Regions from separate parts of the Homo sapiens genome. Here region 2 is linked to region 1. A link is a contact called in ENCODE Hi-C or POLR2A ChIA-PET data. All regions are on one chromosome and are shown on one strand. The core of a region is the stretch at or near the end of the contact, and the rest is flanking DNA. Distances in the headings are between cores, read along the strand shown.

What was found. A loop is a pair of places that touch in the nucleus more often than their neighbours do. ChIA-PET counts read pairs that join two places held with the same protein, here RNA polymerase II (POLR2A). Pooled maps may share reads with other maps.
Region 2: POLR2A ChIA-PET joins it to region 1 with 10 read pairs in AG04450. The contact joins two enhancer-like sites. A Hi-C loop is called at or near these places in 1 of 50 pooled maps. POLR2A ChIA-PET finds 5 or more read pairs at or near these places in 6 of 52 experiments (A549, AG04450, CD4-positive, alpha-beta T cell and 3 more).

What each region holds. Positions count from the first base shown.
Region 1 is chr2:27,972,627-27,980,045 of GRCh38, reverse strand. All of the region lies in intron 3 of BABAM2 (BRISC and BRCA1 A complex member 2), which reads right to left. Among named protein-coding and RNA genes, the nearest start is that of MIR4263, 20 kb to the left of the region's middle. Within about 2 kb of position 2,010, at least 7 of the 41 ENCODE cell types and tissues checked have a DNase peak (open chromatin) inside an H3K27ac peak, as active enhancers do.
Region 2 is chr2:28,281,998-28,289,202 of GRCh38, reverse strand. The region is part of intron 10 of BABAM2 (BRISC and BRCA1 A complex member 2); the gene reads right to left. LOC124907745 (a long non-coding RNA gene) reads left to right here and starts at 6,191. Exons shown (of 2, transcript XR_007086254.1): 1 at 6,191-7,205. Within about 2 kb of position 1,507, at least 3 of the 41 ENCODE cell types and tissues checked have a DNase peak (open chromatin) inside an H3K27ac peak, as active enhancers do.

The sequences.
Region 1 (7,419 bases), core at 761-3,260:
TGCACATCAACAGTGCTTTATAATATGACACATACATGAAATCACAGAAATGTTAAATACAAAGTAGATTTTATTTACACGCTTGTGCCTTAGCAGCTGACAATTTTTAGAAGGTATCAGCACCATCTCAGGAAGGCTCACTTACCAGATATGCAGAGTGGACCATATCTCCTACTCCCTAATTACAGAAGGAACACAGCCTGTCCACAGGATACTTGCCTTATTCCTCACCAGTGAAATATTATCATACTATTTTGTCTATCAGTTTCAATAACTGCCAGGAAAACATAGTTTCTAAGAAACAATTCAATACTAATACAACTAATACAATCACTAATCATTAGAGAAATACACATCAAAACCACGAGATACCATCTAACATCAGTCAGAATGGCTATTACTAAAAAGTCAAAAAATAACAAAATGCTGGTGAGGCTGCACAGAAAAGGAAATGCTTACACACTGTTGGTGGGAACATAAACTAGTTCAGCCACTGTGGAAAGCAGTTTGGAGATTTCTCAAAGAACTTAAAATAGAGCTACCATTCAACCCTGCAATCCCATTACTGTGTATATACCCAAAAGAATATAAATCATTCTATGAAAAAAACACATATACTCATATGTTCATTGCAGCACTATTCACAATAGCAAAGACTTGGAATCATCCTAGATGCCCATCAAGAGTGAATCTGATAAAGAAAATGTACATAGGCCAGGCGCAGTGGCTCACACCTGTAATCTCAGCACTTTGTGAGGCTGAGGCAGATGGATCACCTGAGGTGAGGAGTTCGAGACCAGCCTGGTTAACATGGCGAAACCACGTCTCTACTAAACAAAAAAATACAAAAATTGGCTGGGCATGGTGGCGCATGCCTGTAGTCTCAGCTACTTGGGAGGCTAAGGCAGGAGAATTGCTTGAATCCAGGGGGTGGAGGTTGCAGTGAGCCGAGATTGTGCCGCTGCACTCCAGCCTGGGCAACAGAGTAAGACTCCATCTCAAAAAAAAAAAAAGAAAAAAAGAAAATGTGGTACATATACACCATGGAATACTACACAGCCATAAAAAAGAATGAGATCATGTCCTTTGCAGCAATATGGATGTAGCTGGAGGCTATTATCCTACCAAACTAACCAGGAACAGAAAGCCAAATACCACATGTTCTCACTTGTAAGTGGAAGCTAAACATTGGAGTATACATGGACACAAAGAGGGGAATAATAGACACTGGGGCCTACTTGAGGGTGGAGGGTGAGAGGAGGGTGATGGTCAAAAACCTACCAATCGGGTACTTTGCTCACTATCTAGGTGACTAAATCTTTTGTACACCAAACCCCAGTGATATGCAATTTACCCACGTAACAAACCTGCACATGTAACCCCAGAACCTAAAATGAAACTTGAAAAAGAAAAAAAGAAAAAGGTAAATGACTGGTTTTCTGCCAATGATAGATTATTCTTATCAGTTGCTGCATTAAATGATTACTGACTGAAACTCCAAGTATGGAAGTGAGAGTCAGACAAGAACTTTGTGGAAACGCCAGTTTGAAGGAGATAGTCTCAACAAAAAGTAAGTTCAAGCAATAGAGTTTGTGTCCGTCCATTTTTGCATCACTATAAAGAACTAACCGAGGACTGGATAATTTATAAAAAGAGGTTTAATTGGCTCACAGTTCTGCAGGCTGTACAGGAAGCATGGTGCCAGCATCTGCTTCTGGCAAAGACCTCAGCAAGCTTACAATCATGGCAGGAGGTGAAGGGAGAGCAGGCACATCACAAGATGAGAGTGGCAGTGAGAGCAAGAGGAGGTGCCACGCTCTTTTAAACAACCAGATCTCACATGAAGTCAGAGCAAGAACTCTTTCATTATCACAAGGACAGCACCACACCATTCATGAGGGATCCACCCCCATGACCCAAACACTTCCCACTAGGCTCACCTCCAACACTGGAGGTCACATTTCAACATGATATTTGGAGGTGACACATATCCAAACCATTTCAGAGCTTTACGAAAAACTTTGAAGAGGTGACTCATTTCCAAGAGTTAGCTCTAACCCTTAGTGTGTCCTTACACTGAAATTTAATATCTCTCTGAAAATTCCATTTGCTGGTTCTGAGAACTTTATGGGACAAGTTTAATTTATCTGTAATATCACAGCCCTTCAATTATTTGAAGGCAGTTCTCGTGACCTATCTTTCAACCCCACTAGGAGTCACCTCTTAGACAGGCTTACTATCCCAGTCTCCTTCACTATTCCTCATCTGACTTGTTTCAATTTCCTTCATCATTTGGCTCTCTCCTCTCTGAATATGTACCAGTTTGTCTATAGCTCTCTTAGAGGATAACACCCAGATCTCAAGATAAGATTCTAGGTGTGTTCTAAAGAGCACAGAAACAAATACAAAAATCCATGCCTTAATTTATGTATTAAACTTCTATTGATAAATGGCATTGTAAGTTAAAATAGCTTTTTTGGCAGCCTCATCAGTAGTGACTCCTATTATGCTTCTTATTAACTAAAAGCCCTAACATTTTTATGTATTTACCACTGCTAAGCTACATATCCCTCTTCTTAACTGGGACAACTAAATTTTAGAATCCATTTTGAAATTTTAAATTTATCTGTATTATATTTCAGTATCGCTAGATTTACCTATTTAAAGTCCATCATGATATTCTTAGATTCTACTCCAATTTTGGGTTGGCACTCCTAACTTCAAATTATAAACATACTGGCTAGGCATCCTTCTGGAAACCTCCCTTTATGACAATTTATAAACAATAAACAATCTTGGGTGCAATAATTTAAACAATAATGTCTAACCAATAATAATATGAACTTAAACATTCATCACAAGTTTGTCAAGGAACTTGTCAACTGCCTCAGCAATGTAGGCTGTTGTGCCTACAAATGCAAGGATGCCACTAATTATTCCATTGCACAGCATTCTTTTCATCTTGAGTGGTAGAGTTTAATTTCCAATATCAAGGAAAAAGACTCTAAGGAATTACTACATCTGAGAGTTGGCATATTTACATGAATTAGGCTCTCAAACAAAATCTGTAGAACAAAGGATGGAAGTAGGGGGCAGAGGCTAAACTTAGGTCATTTAAATTTGCCTCCTCTTCTTAGAAGACTTCCTTCTGCCATATCCCTCTCCTAGACTTCGGACCACACCTAATCCTTCTTTGCACTTCTAATATCTGAAGCAGTGCTATGTAATAGAAATAATAATGCAAGCCACATACATAATTTTAAACTTACCAGTAGCCACATTCAAACAGTAAAAAGAAAAAAGGTGACATAAAAATTATAAACTATTTTTTAACTTTATACACAGTAAAATTCATCTTTTTCTGTACACCTATAAGAGTTGTATAACATGCAGAGATTTGTGTAAACATCACCAAAATTAGGATACAGAACAATTCTATCACTCTCCAATATGTCTTCATGCTATCCCTGTGTATTTAAATATTCCGACCATTCCTTATTCCTGGAAACCTCTGACCTGCTCTTGGCCCCTTCAGTTTTGCATTTTTCCAGAATGCCATATAAATGGAATCATGCAGTATGTAACCTTTTGAGACCAGCTTCTTCTTTCACTTAGCATAAGGCATTTGAGACTCAAATTGCTGCATGTATCAATAGCTTGCTCCTTTTTTATAGCCTACTAGTATATTCCATTGTACAGATGTACCATAGTTTGTATATCCATCTACCCAATGAAAGACATGTAGGTGATTTCCAGTTTGTGATGATTATGAATGATGCTGCTACAAACATATATGTACATGTTTTGCGTGAATGTACATTTATCATTTCTAGATAAATGTTTAAGACTGGATTGCTAGGTCATATGATGAAGTGTATCTTTAACCATAAAACAAACTGCCAACCTTTTTTCCTGAGTGACTATTACATTTAGCAAACCAACAACGCATGAGAGTTCCAGTTTCTACACATTCGTGCCAACATTTAATATGGTCAATTTTGTTATTATTGTCATTGATTTTAGTCATTCTAACAGGTACATCATGGCATCTCATAATGATTTTAATCTGCATTTTCCTAATGACTAATAAAGTTGAGCATCTTTTCATGTGTTTATTTGCTACCTGTATATATTCCTTGGTGGAGTATCTGTTCAGATCTGTTCCCCATTTTTTTTATTGTTGTTGGTTTTCTTAATGTTGACTTTTGAAAGCTACATATTCTTGAAATTTGTTCTCTGTTAGATACATGATTTGCAAATATTTTCTCTTACTGCTTCTTGTCCTCCTCTTCCTCTTAACAGTCTCTTCAGCAGAGCAAAAGTTTTAAGCTTCAGTGAAATCCAATTTATCAACTTTTTTCTTTTATGGATTATGTTTCTACTGTTGTATCTAACTCAATGCCCAGCCCAAGTCACAAAGCCTTCCTTCTATGGTTACTTCTTGGATTTTTATGGTTTGAAATTTTCCATTTAAGAATGTGATTCACCAATTTTTGAACATGGTTTGAAATATAAGTCAAGGTCCTTTTTTTTGCATGTAGATGTCTACTTGCTGAGAAGACTCCTTTTGCCATTGAAGTGCCTTTGCGTTTTTGTGGAAAATCATTGACCATATTTATATGGATCTATTATTGGACTATTTTGTTCTATTGATCTATGGCTCTTCTTTTGCCAATATCACACTGCCTTGATAATAAGTCTTCAAACTGAGTAGTCTGACTCCTCCATTTTTATTGTTCTTTTCCAAAATTGTTTTGGCTATTTTAATTCTTTGCTTCCCACGTAAATTTTAAAATCATCTTGTCAATATCTACCCAATCCTGCTGGGATTTTGATGGGGATTACACTAAATAGTGTACATTAATTTAGGGAAAATTGACTTAGGAAACTAATTAAAACTAATTAGGGAAAACATCTTAACTATGTTGAGTCTTCCCATCCTTGAATATATTATATATCTCTGTATTTATTGAGGTCTTCTTCAATTCCTTTATCTACATATAGATACTGAACATACCTTATTAGATTTATAACTAAGCATTTTTTTGGCAGGAAGGTATTATAATTGGTACTATTTTTTAACTTTCTGTTTCTGATTGTTCATTGCTAGTATAAAGAAATAGGATTGATTTTCCTATGCTGATCTTACATCCTGTAACCTTAAAAAACTCGTAAGTTCTAGGATTTTTTGAATATGCGTTGGGATTTTCTACATAGACAATCATTATACGCAAATTAGGTAGATTTATCTCTTCCTTTCCAATCCATATGCCTTTTATTTCTTTTTCTTGACTTCCTGCAACTTCCAGTACTATGTTATATAGGATTTGGGAAAGTGAACATCTTTGCCTCATTCTCAGTCTTAGAAGAAAAGCATTCAGTCTTTCACCATGTATGATATTAAGCTGTAGGTTCTGGGTAGATGTCCTTTATAAGTTTGAGGCTGAGGAAATTCCCTTTTATTCCTATTTAGCTAAGAGTATTTATTATGAACAGATTTTAAATTTTAGTTTTTTCTGCATCCATTGATATGATCATACAGTTTATCTTGTATTAGTCTGTTAATATGGAGACTTGCATAGACTGATTTTCAAATGTTGAACTTGGCTTTCATTCCCAGAATAAAACCTGCTTGATTATGATATATTATTTTACTTGTATACATACATAGATAATGTATGTTGTATACATATATATGTATGTATTTTATATATGTTGCTAAATTCAATTTGCTAATTTTTTTCGAAAGTTTTACTTCTTTGTTCAAATGAGGGATACTGGCCTATAGTTTGTTTGTTTGTTTTCTTCTACTTTCTTTGACTGATTTTGATATCAGAAAAATGTCAGCCTCATAAAGTAAGATAGAAACTGTTGTATCCTTTTCAATTTCTGGATGATACTGCATAAAATTGGTGACTTTTTGTCTTAAATGTTTGGTAGAATTCACCCAAGATAATCTGGGTCTGGCATTTCATTTGTGAAAGATTTTTTTTTAACTATAAATTCAATTTATTTAACAGATATAGGATTAATCAGATAATCTATTTCTTTCTGAGTGAATCTTGATAGTTTATCTCTTTCAAGGAATGTGTTCATTTCACTTAATTGCCAAATGAATTGGCATAAAGTTAGGTTCAGAGTGAAAGCACTAAACCATCTTCTGTGGACTTGATTCATCAGAATAGTTTTCAAAGCCTTTAAATGTTACTCTGGTTTTCCCAAAGTACGCACCACCCAGAGGCTAGTCTGGGCACTGTTCTATGCTGTAGCTCAGTTCTCAAAGACTTTGCTATACTGATTCTGTCCGGTTCCATGTGTGAAGCTCAAGGATAAGCCTGAGACTTCACACACAGATTAAAGGATCCTTTTCTCCAGCCCCTCTTCTCTGTGATTTCCCCCGTACTCTGCCTCCCAGTGGCACCTTTTCTTGGTACTCTGGCTTGAAACTGGGAGTTTTTCCCTCCCCATGTTTTTATATACTTTCCATTACTGTGTCAATCTGGAGAAGAAACCCCAAAAGAAAAGAGTCTAAGAGGCTACTGCAAGAGTCCTGTTTCATCACTAGAGCTTGCCTGCCTTAGGGACAGAAGAGTTGGTGGGGAAAAAAAAAAAAAAGATTACATCCTGAAGAGTCCCCCTTTCTATGTCTTTGACCTGGGAGAGGGTTTTCATTGGAGAATTTTCTGTCCTTGCCCAGTGCATAGTGCCAGGGTCCAGGATGTCCTAGGATCCAAACCAGGAGATATGGAAAGAAAAGATAAACAAATTTTTTAAAACACAAGAAAATGACCTCCATATGGGTTAATCTTTGAGTTTTTAATTCTTCTTAGTATGTCTGATAATTACTTTTCAGAGTCCTCAAGCAGTTCCTATATGTATTCTTTAGGTACTATGGTTTTAAATTATAACCAATGAGAGAGATAGGGTGCAGGGTTTACTCATTTTTACCGAGAACTGGTAATTAAAGCTAATAATTACGACCAGGCACGGTGGCTCATGACTGTAATCCTAGCACTTTGGGAGGCCGAGGCGGGCGGATCATCTGAGGTCAGGAGTTCAAAACCAGCCTGGCCAACATGATGAAATCCCATCTCTACTAAAAAATACAAAAATCATCCAGGTGTGGGGGTGCGCGCCTGTAGTCCCAGCTACTCGGAAGGCTGAGACAGGAGAATCACTTGAACCTGGGAGGTGGAGGTTACAGTGAGTCGAGATCGAGCCACTGCACTCCAGCCTGGCGACAGCACAAGACTCCATCAAAAAAAAAAAAAAGCTAATAATTAAAATAATAATAAATTAAAGTTATGTAACCTTTATATTTTATTTAGCCAAGATATACAAAATAACACCATTTCAACATGTCATCAATATAAAAGTTATCAGTGAGATATTTTATATTTTTAAATATAAACTTTAGCA
Region 2 (7,205 bases), core at 258-2,757, 310 kb before region 1:
GTAGTGGTTCCTTCTGGGAGAGACACCCACAGGACGTCTATGATACTGGCACTATTCTATTTCTTAAGTTGAGTAGTGTTTATGAATCTTTAAAGTGTGTGGATATGTTTTACATAATCGTGTGTGTGTGTGTGTGCGCGTGTGTATAAACAGATAAACATTACTTTGAAAATGGGGGCATTTGTTAAAAAAACTAAGAGGGTCAGGAAAACTGAATAGTCTTCAGAAAAAAAAAAAAAACAACAACCCACAGTGGGTAGAGTGCCAGGAAGAATGAGGGTGTCCATGCCCTTGAGCTCATGGTCTGGAAAAGGAGACCTGGCAAGGTCAAGAAGCAACTTCAGTTGAGCATGCTAAGACAATGGCAGAGGCACACACGCGGTGTCACGCAGGGAGAAGGGCAGCCGCCTGAGGTTACCGCTCTGCAGAAGAGATGGACTTTGAGTTGGTTCTAGATGGTTACAAGTTGAATCAGAATTGGAGACAGGAATATCTCATAGAAAGGAAAAGATTCAATAACCCATTTGATATTTGTAAACATAATTCTCCACTTTTAATTTTGCTCCTTTGGTATCTCATATTCGATGTAGAAAAGCCATAATCTATCCCAGCATTTTGGGAGGCTGAGGTGGGTGGATCACCTGAGGTCAGGAGTTTGAGACCAGCCTGACGAACATGGTAAAACCCCGTCTGTACTAAAAATACAAAAATTAGCCTGGCTTGGTGGTGGGTGCCTGAAATCCTAGCTACTCGGGAGGCTGAGGCACGAGAATTGCTTGAACCGGGGAGGGGGAGGTTGCAATGAGGTGAGATCACGCCATTGCACTCCAGCCTTGGTGACAGAGCAAGACTGTCTCAAAAAAAAAAAAAAAAGAAAAGAAAAGCCACAACCTGTCCTATATTACCAATGTTTCCCACTACTCTCCTGCCCTTTGTATCTGTGAAGAGAAATAGGTGACACAAAGATGAAGGAAGCAGACGCTGGTGTCAGGAAGCTCACAGGCCAAGTCCTTCTCCCTGTCTGGAGGGCGCCCCTTGCTTTTCTGGGTTTATCTGGTTTTACTCTCATCAAAGTTCAGATGATCAGAAATACCTCTTTTCTAGAACTCTGCATGCTTCCAACCTGTGCTCCCAAGCAGGGCTCACTCAGGGTGAGTTCTCATGAGGACAAAAGCATACCAGTGGCTGAGGCTGGGATGAAGGGGTCCCCAAAGTAGGAACCCCTCCTGTCCCAAGTGCTTCTCTGTCCCTCTGCTTCATCCACTCCCTCATCCATCACACACTGAGTGAGCAGATTCTCTGTTCCAGGCTGCCTGCTGGAACTGAGGGTCCACATTTCCTGGAGAGGGGCCGGGTGTGAACTCTGCACCTCCTGCCTGCTATGCCATCTGGGTTCTGTGCCCTCTGGATATACCACCTACTTGGATCCTGGCCCCTTTGCTGCTCTGACATTCTCATTTCCTCGGGCCTGGCTCTGTGTTCATTCCCTTCAACCTGCTATTGCTTCCAACTCTGTGATGCAGTCCAAGCCCCGCCTTCTTCCAGGAAGCCTTCCTTGCATGCTCCATTGCTCAGTGATTTCTCCAGCCTCCATGTCCATATAATCCACTTCTCAGGGGGATTGTTGACAATTTCAGTGTACTTATCTTTATGTTAGATCCCTACATGTTTGCCACTGGGTTAGACACACGGTAGGTAGTGGATGCATATTTAGTGACTAACTGGCATTGATTAGTGAGGAAATGGGGACTGCACTAGACATGTACAAAGAAACATGCTTTTATGAGATGCAGAAAGAAATTGAGCAAGAGAGAACACCATAAATAGCATTTAGTACTGTTTTAACTTCTATTTTTAAAAGAATTGAGTCACAATAAATAAACTCCTGGCCTGGGAGGATTAAAAAAGAAATCTGGTTAAATTAAGGAAGAGTTTGATTAAAAGAATCCTTAAATAAATTACAATATATTCAAATGCAAAATCCTTAGCATTTAAAAATTGGGCAAAGTCTTTAAAAAGTCATAAGCTTTTAATTTCAAAGAATTCATAGACAATGTACCAAATGTAAATGATTAGAAGAAAAAGGACAAATGAGGTGTCTGTGGTTAAAGTAAAGGGTCAGTTTAAATTCCTGTCTTGAAAAATTAGAATGAAGCAGTTAGATACAAATTTGGGAATATTGTGACTACCCCAATGCGAAGTATGACTAATGTGGCTTTAGGAAGAAAAAAAAAAGTTCCTCAAATGAATCTAACTTTTTTCCCTAAAGGATCTAGTTATGACCTTTACATTCTAGAGAAAACAACATGTATCCAAACTGACAAACATTCCCTGAGCACATACCATGGCCGGCTCTAGGGAAACCCAGCTGAGTAAGGCCAACTCCTCCCCACAGTGTCAGCATGCCCTCAACTCACTGTTCTCAGGAAAGGAGACGAGGACGAAGGTTATAACAGAGGTGTCAACCACCATGCAGTATGGGTGCAAAGATACTCCATCGAAGGGCTTCTAGGAGGCTTATTAGATGAGACTGCTTTGAGCAGGGCCTTGAAAAACAACTAGGATTTGGATAGGCAGTGGCAGTGGGAGGACTATGACTGGGAAGGGAGGGAGAGAAGCAAGAGAATCCAGGCAGAGGGAAAAGTATTAAGCAGTCACCGTAGAGGCCCAGCGAGGGAATGCGGGGGATCTGGGTAGACGGAATACAGGCTGGAGGACAGAAGCTGGAGCAGAGAGGCTCTGGATAAAGATTGCAAACTGTGGAGTGCTCTGAACACATAGTGAAGGACTGTGAACGTCTTTCTATGAGCATTACCCTTGAACATTTCTAGGGAAAAAAGCTCACACCACTCATTCCAGTGTGGCAGACACTTTCCTATAATGCCCCCAGCATGGTACAATCCTCTAGAATGGAGAATGCTTTGGAAAGTATGTACAAATCAAAAATAAGGCCAGGCGCGGTGGCTCACGCCTGTAATCCCAACACTTTGGGAGGCCGAGATGGGTGGATCACGAGGTCAGGAGTTCGAGACCACCCTGGCCAACATGGTGAAACCCTGTTTCTAATAAAAATACAAAAATTAGCTGGGCGTGGTGGTGCCTGCCTGTAATCCCAGCTACTCAGGACGCTGAGGCAGGAGAATTGCTTGAACCCAGGAGGTAGAGGTTGCAGTGAGCCGAGATTGTACCACTGCACTCCAGCCTGGGTGACAGAATGAGACTCTGTCTCAAAAAAAAAAAAAAAAAAGTTATTATTCGTTAGTAGAAGGGGGTGACTATTTACTTCTCAGTATAGGAACCAATTCCTCTCTACAAAACATCTCTTAAGACTTATCAGCCGGTGTGGTGGCTCATGCCTGTAATCCTAGCACTTTGGGAGCCTAGGCGGGAGGATCGCTTGAGCCCAGGAGTTTGAGATAAGCCTGGGCAACATAGCAAGATCCCGTTTCCATTAAAAAAAAAAAAGACTTATTTGCACATCTCTTATGTTCAAGGGAGATGCTGAGTGGAAGGCTTGATAATGGACTTACTATGTGAAAAATCCAGAGAGTCAGGCCTGAAGTTTGGGATTGGATGTAAGGCTGACACAGGACACAGTTTAAATCAAATATCTGGCAGAAGGATTACATGTTTCCTCATAAGACTTGGTTAGAAGCACTGGTCACCATGTCATTCCCCCATGCAGAAACCTTCATTAACCTATTTTTATTTCTACATTATCCTTTCCAAGCAGTTTCCATGCTGGACTTATACCGTGCAGGGATATTACAATTATAGGACAATGTCTGACCCACTAGAATGTGTGGAATGGGGATATTTTCCCCAGAAATGTTAAAAAATCAGCCACTCAGTCTGCAAGATGGGTGGGGAACAGCTTATCTGGGTGAAGCCGAGTGTTGAGTGAGGAAGGCATGTGTACTCGAGGTGGGCAAGCTTTGGCAGGTGAACTGACCTCTGTGCTCCTCTTTTCCCATTCCCAAGACTGGAAAAAACTTTAAGCTCAGGGTTGGAAATGAAGCAGGTAAAGCACGCCATACAGTCTTGCACATAGAAAAGTGCTCAATAAATACAGGCTGCAACCTAAAGAACTAAGGATGGGAGGGATGGCATACTGGGAAGAAAACGGTGTTTGGAATTTGACAGATCTGGGCTTGATTCCTCCTTTGCCAGTTGCTACCTGACCTCAGGCAACTGACTATACTCTCTAAGTCTAGGTTTTCTCATCTTTAAAATGGGATAATACCTACCTTGCAAGGCTCCTGGATGGTTTACATGGTATAATGAATATATGTGCAGAATACTTGGCACATAGCAGGTCTTCATAAATGATACCTATTATTACTCACTTTTCTCTTAGAAGCAATTAAAACAGACAAACAAACCTGAGTCTATATAATTTCTTTTCCTAGCCTGATTTCCAGCTGAGAAAATACAAACCAAGCTTTCAAAACAACTTTCAAAACAAGTTGAAAACTAAGCTTTCAACTTAGTTTTGTCCATCTATTTATTTGAGGTAAATTCAGAGTCCTTTGGAACTCTTCATTTTTAATTCTACAATCTTCTTCCAGCAAATAAAAAATCATAGCTCTAGAGAATCTACGGTCAAATGGGGTCCTGCAGCCAAACCGGACCACAGATCAGAAAAAGATCTGAACAGAGAGGAAGCCTGATGAAACCTCGGTCAGACAGTTTTTCCTTTGTGCTTTGATCATGCAATATTCTCTCCATTCTCATAGGTGCTTTCTTTAAGATAAAGGCTCTTTCTTTTTTTGCTAACCAATTTATTTGTGAGTGTTTTTTTTTTTTTAAAGACCCACAATATAATCAATCTTTGTATATTTAGGATTACCTCTTTGGCCTGTGAATTGTCCAGCTTTTTGTTTTGTTTTCTTGCTACTGTTTTCTGACTAGCTCCTTGGTCATTACTTCTTCTATGAGCATGGGTGGGACAGGCAGCAGGGGAATGGAAATTAATGTTCCTCTTTGATAGCAATTCTGATTAGAAATTTCATTTGAGATAAAGGTATGATTGCTGCCTAAAATACTGTTTTTAAATTGTCATATTATTCTGAAATTTAACTAACTCAAAGAGAATAAACTGTGCAAACATAAGGTGATCATGTTGAGGCAAGCCCTTGACTTGAGTGAGTTGCCTGACTTGTACATCCAAATTTAAAGGAATAAGATACTTTTCAATCAAAGGTATTGAATCATTGTTAATCCGAAGAAAAGCATGCATATTCACAGTCAGTAAACCATTTCTGACAGCTGTGCTTTCCAGATAACTGGGGTTTGTTTTTGAAAGCTCTAAAACTTTTATTTTTCATTGTTTTTGATAAAAATCTCTATAAAATGGACCTTACATTTACTGCTCCCCTATCCCTTTCTAAATGACTCAAAGTCAAATTTAAGAATATCAATACTGATAGTGGGCCATACAATTGTGACACCAAGGCCTAATCAGACACGCCAGTCCCTAAGCTAAGTGTGGCCTATATCTGTAGTTTCCTGGTTCCCTCCACACCTACCTCCTGGGCCCAGGCTATTAGGTTACTCTTCTTGTACTCTTACAAGGTTAGTGTATCTATGTACCACAGACCTTCTCTGGGTAGTTAAACTGCAAGGGACTTGAAACAAACTAACAAGTAAACAAACAAACAAAACACAGAATGTTCCAAGGGACTTGGGAACCAGCCACCAAGTTTACTAGAAGGCGAGAGCCAGGCCTGAGGGTGAAATACAGAGAAGTGGTGACCCTCTTGAGTTACTTCCTCTGGCTATCTTTTGACAAGTGTACTTACAGGGTGTACTGTAGCTAGGTGAGACATTTACTTAAAAATCTCTGAGTCTTGTCATAACAGAGGATATACTTGCTAAAGCACAGTTCAAAAAGGAGCCCAAGAAATCAACTCTCCGTTTTACAAATGAGATTACGCTATAGAGTGGTGAACTGCCTCAACTGCTTCAGCAGCCACAGAGAGAAGCCCAGGGTCTTGATTCCAAGCCCAGTGAGGTACATACACACTACAAGGCCACTGTATTTAACAGTACATCTCCCTGCAGGAACACAGTAACTGCCACTACAATAGCTGTACGACTTTGGGTTACTGATTCATCTGTGCTTGAAAGATCTCTTACTACAGATAATAGTTAGGCATGGGGTTTTTTGTTTTGTTTTCATTCCTTTTTTTTTTTTTTTTTTTTTGGGACGGAGTCTCGCTCTGCTGCCTGGGCTGGAATGTAGTGGTGTGATCTTGGCTCACTGCAACCTCTGCCTCCTGGGTTCAGTGATTCTCCTGCCTCAGCCTCCCGAGTAGCTGACATTACAGGTGCCCACCACCATGCCCAGCTAATTTTTTGTATTTTTAGTAGAGATGGGGTTTCACCATGTTGGCGAGGCTGGTCTTGAACTCCTGACCTCGTGATTCGCCCACCTCGGCCTCCCAAAATACTGGGATTACAGGCATGAGCCACCGTGCCCGGCTATAAATACTTTCTTAATGCTAAGAAAAAGGAGGAAAATCAGCATTTATTGAATACCTACAATGTGCTGGATACTTTCTGCCATATGATTCCCCCTCGCCCCTTTCTACTAGGAGTAAGCCTGGCTTTGGGCAAGCCAGAGAACTTGAAGCTGTGAGGAGATGGGGCCAGGATTCGACCCTGCCTGCTGTGTCTGGAGCCCATGCTGTATCTACAAGTGCTATAAATGTGATTTACTGCTTGTTTCTGACATTGTGGAAAGAGCTTCTGCTTGGGCATTTTGGCTGATCTACCATTTCAGCCAGGGGTTGCTATAGGCAAGCACATCTCTGGCTGTTGATCAAGAAAGCACAAAAGTCTGAGAGATTGATAAACACAGTCGTTTTGGACCAGAGGAGGAGTATGATGTCTGTCTTTCAGACCAAGTTAAGCTCAAGGGCATGATGAGCTCAGACTTTTAAGAATTTTTATTTTTGATGTTTCCATGTCCTTGTTTTCTTCCTTTTGGTTGGGAAAACATCTTACGGTTATATCTACGGGGTTTTAATGGCATCTGACACTGTTGCTCACTTCTGTTCTTCTCCCATGGTTTCCACAACACTGTATTGATCTGCTACTTTTCTTCCTTTTAAATTTTTTACTGCCTCTTTTTCTCCATCTGCTTAACATGCCCTCACTCCCAAAGCTCAGCTGAGGGACCTGTTAAGCCTGAAGGCTTGGCA